Linked DNA regions of Homo sapiens: all the other regions are linked to region 3. Evidence: chromatin contacts called from ENCODE Hi-C or POLR2A ChIA-PET data. All regions are on one chromosome and are shown on one strand. Each heading gives the region's core, a stretch centred on a gene start or an enhancer-like site at or near the end of the contact. The rest is flanking DNA. Distances are from core to core; before and after follow the strand shown. Region 1 holds the start of ZNF626 (zinc finger protein 626). Region 2 holds the start of ZNF66 (zinc finger protein 66). Region 3 holds the start of ZNF43 (zinc finger protein 43). Region 4 holds the start of ZNF724 (zinc finger protein 724).

The links. Hi-C counts contacts between places; a loop is a spot of excess contacts on that map. ChIA-PET counts read pairs that join two places held with the same protein, here RNA polymerase II (POLR2A). Pooled maps may share reads with other maps.
Region 1: a loop to region 3 is called in a map of CD4-positive, alpha-beta T cell, with 4 times the contacts of the local background. The contact joins the promoter of ZNF626 here to the promoter of ZNF43 in region 3. A Hi-C loop is called at or near these places in 2 of 168 maps with a recorded cell type or tissue (CD4-positive, alpha-beta T cell and naive thymus-derived CD4-positive, alpha-beta T cell) and 9 of 50 pooled maps. POLR2A ChIA-PET finds 5 or more read pairs at or near these places in 5 of 52 experiments (CD4-positive, alpha-beta T cell, WTC11, activated B cell and 2 more).
Region 2: a map of CD4-positive, alpha-beta T cell shows a loop between it and region 3 (4-fold over the local background). The contact joins the promoter of ZNF66 here to the promoter of ZNF43 in region 3. A Hi-C loop is called at or near these places in 3 of 168 maps with a recorded cell type or tissue (CD4-positive, alpha-beta T cell and naive thymus-derived CD4-positive, alpha-beta T cell), 4 of 37 single-sample maps with no recorded cell type and 10 of 50 pooled maps. POLR2A ChIA-PET finds 5 or more read pairs at or near these places in 7 of 52 experiments (CD4-positive, alpha-beta T cell, CD8-positive, alpha-beta T cell, activated B cell and 4 more).
Region 4: a loop to region 3 is called in a map of naive thymus-derived CD4-positive, alpha-beta T cell, with 14 times the contacts of the local background. The contact joins the promoter of ZNF724 here to the promoter of ZNF43 in region 3. A Hi-C loop is called at or near these places in 1 of 168 maps with a recorded cell type or tissue (naive thymus-derived CD4-positive, alpha-beta T cell), 1 of 37 single-sample maps with no recorded cell type and 14 of 50 pooled maps. POLR2A ChIA-PET finds 5 or more read pairs at or near these places in 5 of 52 experiments (CD4-positive, alpha-beta T cell, activated B cell, activated CD4-positive, alpha-beta T cell and 2 more).

What each region holds. Positions count from the first base shown.
Region 1 is chr19:20,660,251-20,662,950 of GRCh38, reverse strand. It overlaps ZNF626 (zinc finger protein 626), which reads left to right and starts at 1,380. Exons shown (of 4, transcript NM_001076675.3): 1 at 1,380-1,507. The coding sequence starts at 1,505. RefSeq lists a silencer at 1,186-1,255.
Region 2 is chr19:20,774,845-20,777,582 of GRCh38, reverse strand. It overlaps ZNF66 (zinc finger protein 66), which reads right to left and starts at 1,279. Exons shown (of 4, transcript NM_001355197.2): 1 at 1,133-1,279. The coding sequence starts at 1,135.
Region 3 is chr19:21,834,758-21,837,457 of GRCh38, reverse strand. ZNF43 (zinc finger protein 43) reads left to right here and starts at 1,276. Exons shown (of 4, transcript NM_003423.4): 1 at 1,276-1,422. The coding sequence starts at 1,420. RefSeq lists enhancers at 239-1,211, 1,323-1,482, 1,503-1,552, 1,593-1,682, 1,212-2,185.
Region 4 is chr19:23,248,963-23,251,662 of GRCh38, reverse strand. ZNF724 (zinc finger protein 724) reads left to right here and starts at 1,269. Exons shown (of 4, transcript NM_001355404.2): 1 at 1,269-1,423. The coding sequence starts at 1,421. RefSeq lists a silencer at 1,169-1,228 and an enhancer at 1,359-1,648.

The DNA of each region.
Region 1 (2,700 bases), core at 131-2,630, 1.2 Mb after region 3:
GAGAGGTCTTTGGAGCTTTGGTGCAGTCTGGGATCCTAGCTCTTTTTGTAACAAGTTGTTTGGCATGAGGCCCAGTTGCAACTGGGCTCTTTGCAACTGGGCTCAAGGAACACAAAAAAGTCAACTTGTTTTTTTTGCGATTGGCTATTGTTTTTCAATAACTAACGTATAGGAATAGATTAAAATAGAGATTTCTCCAAAACAATCTGTGCCCAGTTCTCTTTGCCCAGCTTGGCCTCAGTCCCATTCAGCCAGAAGATGGCAGCTGCGCTGACAGCCAGGCCCCCAGAAGTCCTGCCTCTTCACTGCGCTGTGACTGTGCCCTGGCCTGGAGCCCACTTTGGGCAGCTCTGCACCTGCAGCATGGCGTCTCTCCCAGATTGTGCAGGGACCAGGGGAAGGTCGGCAGGTGAATGCCTCAAGGGGCTCACATAACCTGTTCCAGGACTTGGTGACCATTGTTTGTGTCCATGTTCAACTGAGTTCAAATTTAATATTTAACTTTTCCTCCACAAATTCCCCTGTCTTGATGAATCATCTCTGTCTAGGCAAGATGAAGCCCTTAGGCCGTTACACAACCTCCGCCTCCTGGGTTCAAGCGATTCCCCTGCTTCAGCCGCCGTAGCACCTGGGACTACAGGTGTGTACCACCACACCTGGCTAATTTTTTGTGTTTTTACTAGAGATGAGATTCAACATGTTGGCCAGGCTGGTCTTGAACTCCTGACCTGAAGTGATCCACCCACTTTGGCCTCCCAAAGTGCTTGGATTACAAGCGTGCACCAGCGGACTGGCCCTAAATGATTTCTTTGTCTCTTGTAACAGTTTGAAATTACTTAAAGGTTGTTTCAAATTGAAAAAATAAAAAGAATGTAGATAAAAATAAAATATAAAAAGTTAAAAAATTACATTAGATTACAAAATATGTATGTAAATCTCGAGAGGTCAAAAATGACAAATTTGATTTTTTATAAGGTTTTATCAAAATTACCTTTAGTATTGATAATACATTATTGCCAAAGTAAAAGTTGATTTTCTCTTGAACAAAAATTTTATGTATTATTAATATGAGAGCAAAATACTTCTGTTCACCTTTTGAATACATTCAAAAAGAGAGAGAGTAAAGAAAAGATAGAATTCTCCCATGCTCTGGGGTGGGCCTGGCTCAGCTCAGGAAGGAAGCCCTGCCTGAAAAGGCTGCAGCTTAGGCTGTCACTCTTTCTTCACTCAGCTCAGCGTCTGATCACATCTACTGTCACTCAGGGCCTCAGGGGGCGGGGCCTTAAGCATTATCCAATCAGGGATGGTGGGCTGGAAACCATCCAATCAGGAACGCAGCTGGAGCGAAGAGGACGGTTTCCGGGTTTGGTGCGGCCTTTGTCTCTCGCTGCAGTCAGAGCTCCAGGTCTGGTTCTTCTCCTAAAGGCCCAGGCTGTGTGGCCCCGTGTCCTGCAGGTATTGGGAGATCCACAGCTAAGACACCGGGACCTCCTGGAAGCCAAAAATGGTGAGAGTGAGGGTCCGACATCCCGAGAGAGGAGAGGGACTGGTTGGAACCGGTGAAAAGTGGCTGTGGCGGGACTCAGGCCTCCCCGCAGTCAGCTCCACAGTCTGCTCCCCCAGTTCTCCTTGCTCAGCTCGGCCTCAGTCCTGTTCAGCCATAAAATGGCAGCTGCGCTGACAGCCGGCACCCGGGCGTCTTGTCTCTTCACTGCGCGGTGACTACCCTGGCCTGGAGCCCTCTCTGGGCAGCTCTGCACCCGCAGCGTGGCGTCTCTCCCAGATTGTGCAGGGACCAGGGGAGGGTGGGCAGGGGAGAATCCTGACTCGGGGTGCGGGTTCATGAATGGGAAGAGCTTTGTTCCTTTGGGTTTACAGTTTCTCTTTTCTCCTATTAAAAATGTATGGGGCCGGACGCTGTGGCTCACGCCTGTAATCCCAACGTTTTGGGAGGCCGAGGCGGGCGGATCACTTGAGGTAAAGAGGTGTTAGGACAACTAAGTTCCTTTTAAATGACTCAACTTTCTGGTCATAAGTTGTAAAAGTTGTAAATCAACCCTACCTCTTCTTCTACCCCCTTTTCCTTTTCTCGCAAATCGCGCATTTACTTTATTTGGAAAAAGTTTGGGTCTAAGCTTACCAGGATCAGCTTAGATTGTGCGGTCTGATCCCAGCCAATAGGGGATGGAAACAAAAACAGGAACTGCATTAGGGTTCAAAACCCCTTTCTTGCTGGGCGCGGTGGCTCAAGCCTGTAATCCCAGCACTTCGGAGGCCGAGGCAGGTGGATCACGTGGTCAGGAGTTCTAGACCAGCCTGGCCAACGTGGTGAAACCCGTCTCTACTAAAAATACGAAAACTATCGGCGTGTTGGCACGTGCCTGTAGTACCAGCCACTTGGGAGGCTGAGGCACGAGAATTGCTTGAACCCGGGAGGCGGAAGTTGCAGTGAGCTGAGATCCAATCATCGCGCTCCAGCCTGCGTGACAAAGCGAGACTCCGGCTCAAAAAAAAGAAAAAAAAAGTAAGCATCTTAAAAATTCCTTTATGTAAACATTGTGAGTAATTTCACTGGAGTTTCTAACACTTAGTTTCAAAAACCAAGTGAATAACTGATGTGGACATTAAAGCTTGAACCTAGTGACTCCAAGCTAAGGCTAATATTAAGCCTGCAACAGGGTATTTTTTTTTTTTTTTTTT
Region 2 (2,738 bases), core at 30-2,529, 1.1 Mb after region 3:
GGACACATGTGAAAAATGCCAGGGAAAGTCAGTCCCCTGTGGGATGTGAAAATAATTAAGTGGCAGGCAATTAGACTGAAGAGGCTCTAGTCCCCGGATTTCTATTTCTAAAAAAAAAAAAAAAAAAAAATCTAAGCTCAAGTGCATTTTTTGGCAAATTACTACATTAGGGGAAACAAAATTCAGGCTTCAGCAACTATAAACTGCCAATTAAGCTCTAATTACATAACCAGGAAATTTCCACCTTGATTGTACAAATTAAGAAACTACATTACTAAACCTAACAAATTATTGAATTTGGTTTTCCTCATCATGCATTTTATAAATGTCTTTTCTTCAAGCCTCTCCCATGGACCACAAACTACAAACTATAGCTGGGTGCTCTACAATTCTTGAATCACTCTTTGATTAAATTGTTTGATATTTTTGCAGTGACTCCCATAATTTTTTTTTTTTTTTTTTTTTTTTAGACAAGAGTCTTGCTCTGTCGCCCAGGCTGGAGTGCAGTGGCAGGATTTCAGCTCACTGCAACCTCCGCCTCCCGGGTTCAAGCGATTCTCTCACTTCTGCCTCCCGAGAAGCTGGGACTACAGACATTCGCCAACATATCCACCTAATTTTTGTATTTTTAGTAGACAAGGGGTTTCCCCATTTTGGTCAGTCTGGTCTTCAACTCCTGACCTCAAGTGATCCGCCCGCCTCGGCCTCCCAACGTGCGGGGATTACAGGCTTGAACGACCGCGCCCGGCCCCATACAATTTTAATAGCAGAAAAGAGAAACTGTGAACCCCACAGACCAAAGCTCTTCCCATTCATGAACCCGCACCGCGAGTCAGCATTCTCCCCTGAAGACCCTCCGGTGGTCCCTGCACAATCTGGGAGAGACACGGCACTGCGGGTGCAGAGCTGCCCACAGAGCGCTCCAGGCCAGGGGCACAGTCACTGCGCGGGGAAGCGACAGGACGCCCGGGGGCCAGGCTGTCAGCGTAGCCGCCATCTTATGGCTGAATGGGACTGAGGCAGAGCTGGGTAAGGAGAATTCGGGGTGCAGATTGTGGAGCTGACTGAGGGGAGGCCTGAGTCCCGCCACAGACACTTCACCTCTCTCGGGATGCTGGACCGGCACTCTCACCATTTCTAGGCTTCCAGGGGGTCCTGGCGTCTTAGCTGTGGATCTCCCAATACCTGCAGGACACAGGGCCACAGAGGCTGGGCCTCTAGGAGAAGAAGACAGAGAGCAGTGAACAGACGACCTGGAGCTCCAGCTGCAGGGAGAGACAAAGACCCCGCCAAATCCGGAAGCCGTCCTGTTCATTCCAGCTGCGTGCCTGATTGGACGGTTTCCAGCCCAGCGCCTCTGATTGGCTAATGCTTAAGGTCCCGCCCCCTCAGACACTGAGTGACAGAAGATGTGATCAGCTGCTGGGCGGAGTGAAGAAAAGAGTGACAGCCTAAGCTGCAGCCTTTTCAGGCAGGGCTTCCTCCCAGAGCTGAGCCTGGTCCATGCCAGAGCATGGGAACATTTTATCTCTTTTTTACTCTCTGTCTTGTTGAATGTATTCAAAGGTGAACAGAAGTATTTTGCTGTCATATTAATAATACATAAAATTTTTGTTCAAGAGAAAATCAGCTTTTACTTTGGTAATAGTGTATTAACGATTAAAGCTAATTTTAATAAAACCTTATAAATAAATCAAATTTGTCATTTTTGACCACTCCAGATTTACATATATATTTTGTAATCCCTGTAATTTTTTTATCTATTTATATTTTATTTTTATCCACATTCTTCTTATTTTTTCAACTTGAAACAACCTTTAAGTAATTTCAAACTGCTATAAGAGATAGAAATAATTTAGGGTCAGGCACAGGTAGCTCATGCCAGTAATCCCAACACTTTGGGAGGCCAAGGTGGGTGGATCACTTGAGGTCAGGAGTTCAAGACTAGCCTGGCCAACATGGTGAAACCCCATCTCTACTCACAATGTAAAAAATTAGCTGGGTATGGTGGTGCACATCTGTGGTCCCAGCTACTCCGGAGGCTGAGGCAGGAGAATCACTTGAACCCAGGAGGTGGAGGTTATGTAACAGCCCAAGGGGTTCATTTTGCCCTTTGCCTAGACAGAGCCAATTCATGAAGACAGGAGAATTTATGGAGGAAAAGTTAAATGTTAAATTTGAACTCAATTGAACGTGGACACAATGGTCACCAAGTCCCAGAACAGGTCCTGGTTGTGAGCCCCTGAGGTGTTCATCCAGAGCTGTATCAAAGAAATGTCTATTTCATTCTATTACTATACATTAGTTGTTGAAAAACAATAGACAATCACAAAAACAACTTGACCCTTTTGTGTTCCGTGAGGCAAGTCCCAAATGGCCCTCCTCACTGGGCCTTATGCCAAACAACTCGTTACAAAAGAGCTAGGGTCCCAGACCACCCTGAAGCTTCATGAGACTCCTTGTCTGTGCATGAATGGGTGGCCGACTCTGGAGCCTGGGCTGTTTCTTCCTACTCAGTTGGTAATCCTCCATAGTCTAGTGAGGGTAAATATATATATATATCTTTTCCCATCTCCTCTTCTTACTGCAATTTGCTTATTATATCAATCTGTGTATTATATTTATTTGCTTATTATATCATTTGCTTATTATATCATTAGTTTATTCTGTCTGCATTGATATTGATGTGGGTTAAAGCTTGTTTACCATTAAAGTTATTGTATGTATGTCTTTTCTTC
Region 3 (2,700 bases), core at 27-2,526:
GCAAGACTCCGTCTCAAAAAAAAAAAAAAAAAAAAAAAAAAAGTAAGTGTAGGCAAATGTAGATGCAAATACACATCTGTTTACACAAATTCCTACTTTCAAAATCACAGAGAATGGTCACTTTTTAGCCTTTTTATGAATAAAATCCTGGATTCCATTTATTATTCCATTAGAACTTCTGTACCTATTTTGAAATTTGAGATTAAATTGTCTTTTGCTGAGTTTGCCCAGTTTATATTTCAAGTAATACTATATCATGGGAACACATTAGAGATTTTCTATATTTTTATGTTTTACATCAGTTTCTAAAACCTGGAAATTATCTTGTTTTGAATTTCTTATGAAAATGGAATACTATCCACTAAGAATATTCCATTAGCATACTGCAACTTAAAGTCAGGAGATCTAAACTTTTTCTGGTAACATTACCTATATTTAGTTTTTTAAAAAATGTTCTCTTTTTGTATATGCTTTTTAATTTGCTTTTAAAACATGTGCATAACATTTCCTTGAATTCTATTAATGGACCTCAATGCTTTAAAAAAATTTTTTGATAAAATAATTCAGTCTGAATGTGATGGTTCATGCCTATAATCCCAGTACTTTGGGAGGCTGACTTTGTAGGATTCATTGAGCCCAAGAGTTTGAGACCATTCTGGGCTATCTAGTGAGGCTTCATCTCTACAAATAAAAATATGATAACAAATTAGCTGAGCATGGGGCCACATGCCAGTGGTCCCAGCTACTCAGAAGGCTGAGACAGGTAAATTGCTCAAGCCTAGATTGCTGAGGCTGCAGTGAGCTGCAGTCATGACCCTGCACTCCAGCCTGGGTAACAGAGACTCCCTCTCAAGAATAAGAAAAACCCCACAGAGGATAAATAATAAAATATTCAATGTTTGTAATACTTCCTACTCAAAGGGCCAGAAGCCAGGAAGGTCATAAAAGCTGAAATTCAAAAACAATTGTTTTCATTTTTTAGTATCCATATAGTATATTACTTATAAGTGAAGATGACCTTATACACAAGGTTAAAGGCAAATACCCTCTGGGTTGGGCCTGCTCTGCTCAGGGAGGAAGCCCTGCCTGAAAAGGCGGCAGCCTAGGCTGTCATTCTTTCTTCTTTCAGCCCAGCGTCTGATCACATCTTTCATTCAGGGTTTGCGGGGGCAGGACCTTAGAAGTTATCCAATCAGGGACGCTGGGCTGGAAACCGTCCAATCAGGCACGGGGCAGGAGAGGACAGGGCGGCTTCCGGGATGTGGCGGGGCCTTTGTCTCTGGCTGCAGTTGGAGCTCTGCGTCTCGTCTTCGTTCTTCTGTGTCCTCTGCTGCTAGAGGTCCAGCCTCTGTGGCTCTGTGACCTGCGGGTATTGGGGGATCCACAGCTAAGACGCCAGGACCCCCCGGAAGCCTAGAAATGGTGAGAGTGCCGGTCCGACATCCCGAGAGGGGGAAGGGGCTGTGGCGTGACTCAGGCCTTCCCGCAGTCAGCTCCACAATCTGCGCGTGCCGGAGTTCTTGCCCAGCTCGGCCTCAATCCCCTTCAGCCATAAGATGGCGGCTGCTCTGGGAGGCAGCCCCGGGCGTCCTGTCTCTTCTCTGCGCAGTGACTGTGTCCCGGCCTGCAGCCCTCTGTGGGCAGCTCTGCAGCCGCAACGCGGCGTCTCTCCCAAATTGTGCAGGGGCCACAGGAGGGTCGTCAGGAGAGAATCCTGACTCGTGATGCAGTTTCATGAATAGGAAGAGCTTTGGTCCGTGGCATTTCTAGTCCCTCTTTTGGTCTATTAGAAACAGGAGAGTCGGCCGGGCGCGGTGGGTCACGCCTTTAATCCCAGCACTTTGGGAGGTCGAGGTGGGTGGATGACGAGGTGAGGAGTTCGAGAGCAGCCTGGCTAATATGGTGAACCCCGTCTATACTAAAAATACAAAAATTAGCTGGGCGTGGTGGCGCGCGCCTGTAATCGCAGCTACTAGGGAGGCTGAGACAGGAAAATCGCTTGAACCCAGGAGGCGGAGGATGCAGTGAGCCGAGATCGCGCCATTGCACTCCAGCCTGGGCCACAGAGTGAAACTCCCTCTGGAAAAAAAAAAAAAAAAAAACTAAACTAGATTTTCCTTTATTTCTGACATTCCCAAATGCCACCTTCTTCTCCGCAATTCACGTTATCAACTATTTTTTCTTTTTTTTCTTTTTTTTTTTTTTTTTGAGATGGACTTTCGCTTTTGCTGCCCAGGCTGGAGTGCAATGGTGCTATCTCGGCTCCCTGCAACCTCCGTCTCCCGGATTCAAGCGATTTTCTTGCCTCAGCCTCCTTAGTAGCTGGGATTACAGGTGCCTGCCACCACACCCAGCTAATTTTTTTTGTATTTTTAGTAAAGACGGGATTTCACTATATTGGCCAGGTGGTCTCGAACTCCTGAGCTCAGATGATCCACCCGCCTCAGCCTCCCAAAGTGCTAGGATTACAGCACTTAAAAATAGCCACCGAGCCGGGCTATTTTTTTTTTTTTTTTAGTGTACATTTTAGATACAGAGATACGTTTTAGATAAAGATATTTTAGATATCTGTATATTTTTGATACAGATATTTTAATTATTTTTTGAAAAATCATTGGATGGACTTAAATAAATTTTCCTTTCTTCTTTCCTTCTTCTTTCTTTCCTTCCTTCCTTCCTTCCTTCCATCTTTCCATCCTT
Region 4 (2,700 bases), core at 20-2,519, 1.4 Mb before region 3:
AACATGGAGAAACCCTGTCTCTAATAAAAATACAAAAGATTAGCTGGGTGTGGTGGCACGTGCCTGTAATCCCAGCTACTTGGGAGGCTGAGGTAGGAGAATTGCTTGGACCTGGGAGGTGGAGGTTGTGGTGAGCCGCGATCCTGCCATTGCACTTCACTGCACTCCAGCCTGGGCAATAAGAGTGAAAGTCTGTCTCAAAAAAGACTGGACAGATATGAAGACATAGAGTTTACTTCTCCTGTCACCCCATCACTTGTTGTTCACTGTTTAATCTGGAAGGAAGGTGGTCAACAGGTGGCCAGCAGTGGTCTATGTGTGGTTATTTTATTCTTGCTGCCTTCTGCTCTTTTATGGCCACTATCTGTTCCACCCTGGGAACTGAAGAGATGTTGGTAGGAAGAGGCTTTCCCCCACCTCTGATGTCCAGGCCCTTCACTCAGCTGACATCGCAGCTGCACTTCAATATGGCAGCTATTGGCCACGTGTGGCTCCTGGGTGCCTGGAATGTCGCTGGTCTAAACTGCGATGTGCTGGAATGGTAAAATACAGAGTGAGTTTCAAAGATTTAGTGATATATATATATATATATATATATATATATATATATATGTATATATATATACACACACACATATATATACATATATACACACATACATATATACATATATACACACATATATACATATATACATACATATACATGTATATACATATATAATTATTGCTCACATATTAAACTGATAATATTTTGGATATATTGGGTAAGTTAAATTGTTACAATCAACTCCACCTTTTTCTTGTTTCTTTTTAAAGTTGGCTACTAGAAAATTCAAAATTCACATGTGGCTTATATTTTATTTCAGAGGATTGCCTTTTTAAAAAAGTCTCAGGCTGCTTGCTCAAATGCCAGAAGCCAGGAAGATCATAAAAACTGAAATTTTAAAATTATTGTTATTATATATTTTTCATTTGTGAATAGCCGTATAGTATGTTATTTATAAATACATGAAACCTCATACACGAGGTCAAATGCAAATACCCTCCGGGGTGGGCTAAGCTCAGGGAGGAAGCCCTGCCTGAAAACGCTGCAGCTTAGGCTGTCACTCTTTCTTCATTCAGTCCAGCGTTTGGTCAGGTCTTCTGTCACTTAAGGCCTGAAGGGGCTGGGCCTTAGACGTTTTCCAATCAGGGACCCTGAGCTGGGGACCGTCCAATCAGGCACGCAACTGGAGCGGACAGGGCGGCTTCCGGGATTTGGCGGGGCCTTTGTCTCTCGCTGCAGCTGGAGCGCTTGGTCTCGTCTTCCCTGCTTTGTGTCCCCTGCTCTTAGAGGCCCAGCCTCTGTGGCCCTCTGACCTGCAAGCATTGGGAGATCCACAGCTAAGACGCCAGGGCCTCCCCTGGAAGCCTAGAAATGGTGAGAGTGGCGGCTCCGACATCCGGAGAGAGAGGGAGGGGCTGGTTGAAACCTGTGGGAAGTGGCTGTGGCGGACTCGGGCCTCCCCGCAGTCATCTCCACAAACTGCGCCCTGAGTTCTCCTTGCCCAGCTGGGCCTCAGTCCCCTTCAGCCATAAGATGGCGGCTTCGCTGACAGCCGGCCCCCGGGCGTCTTGTCTCTTCCCCGCCCAGTGACTGTGCCCTGACCTGGAGCCCTCTCTGGGCAGCTCTGCTCCCGCAGCGCAGCGTCTCTCCCAGATTGTGCAGGGACCAAGGGAGGGTAGTCAGGGGAGAATCCTGACTCGGGGAGCGGGTTCATGAATGGGAAGGGCTTTAGTCCGCTGCGTTTCCAGTTCATCTTTCCCCCTATTAAAAATTTATGGCAGGCCGGGCGCTTTGGTTCACGCCTGTAATCCCAGCACTTCGAGAGGCCGAGGCGGGCGGATCACCCGAGGCCAGGAGTTCGAGACCAGCCTGGCCAACATGGCGAAACCCCATCTCTACTAAAAATATAAAAATTAGTCTGGCACAGTGGCCTGCGCCTATAATGCTAGCACTTTGGGAGGCCGAGGTGGGCGGATTACGAGGTCAGGAGTTCGAGACCAGCCTGACCAACATGGTGAAACCCCCGTTTCTACTAGAAATACAAAAAATTAGCCGGGCGTGGTGGCGCGGTCCTGTAATCCCAGCTACTCAGGAGGCTGACGCAGAAAAATCGCTTGAACCCGGGAGGCGGAGGTTGCAGTGAGGCGAGCTGACGCCATTTGCTGTCCAGCTTGGGTGACAGAGCTTGACTCTGTCTCAAAAAAAAAAAGCCGGGCATAGTGGCGCATGCTTGTAATCCCAGCCACTCGGGAGGCTGAGGCGGGACAATCGCTTGAACCTGGGAGGAGGTTGCAGTGAGCCAAGATCGCGCCACTGCACTCCAGCCTGGGCGACAGAGTAAGAAGACTCTGTCTAGAAAAAAAAAAAAAAAAGGCAGTCTCTGCAAAAATATTAAATAATTTAATCAAAGAGTGGTTCAAAAATTTTAGAGCACCCCTATGGGTTGTAGTTTTTGGTTTATAAGAGGGGCTTGAAGGACTTTGATAAGGTGCATGATGCAAAAATCCCAAATTCAATAATTGGTTAGGTACAGTTATATTCTTTCTGTCTTCCTGTCTTTGTTTGTTTGTTTCTCTCCTCTTTTCTTCTTCTTAGTTTTTTTTGTTTGTTTGTTTGTTTTGTTTTTTTGAGACGGAGTCCTGCACTGACGC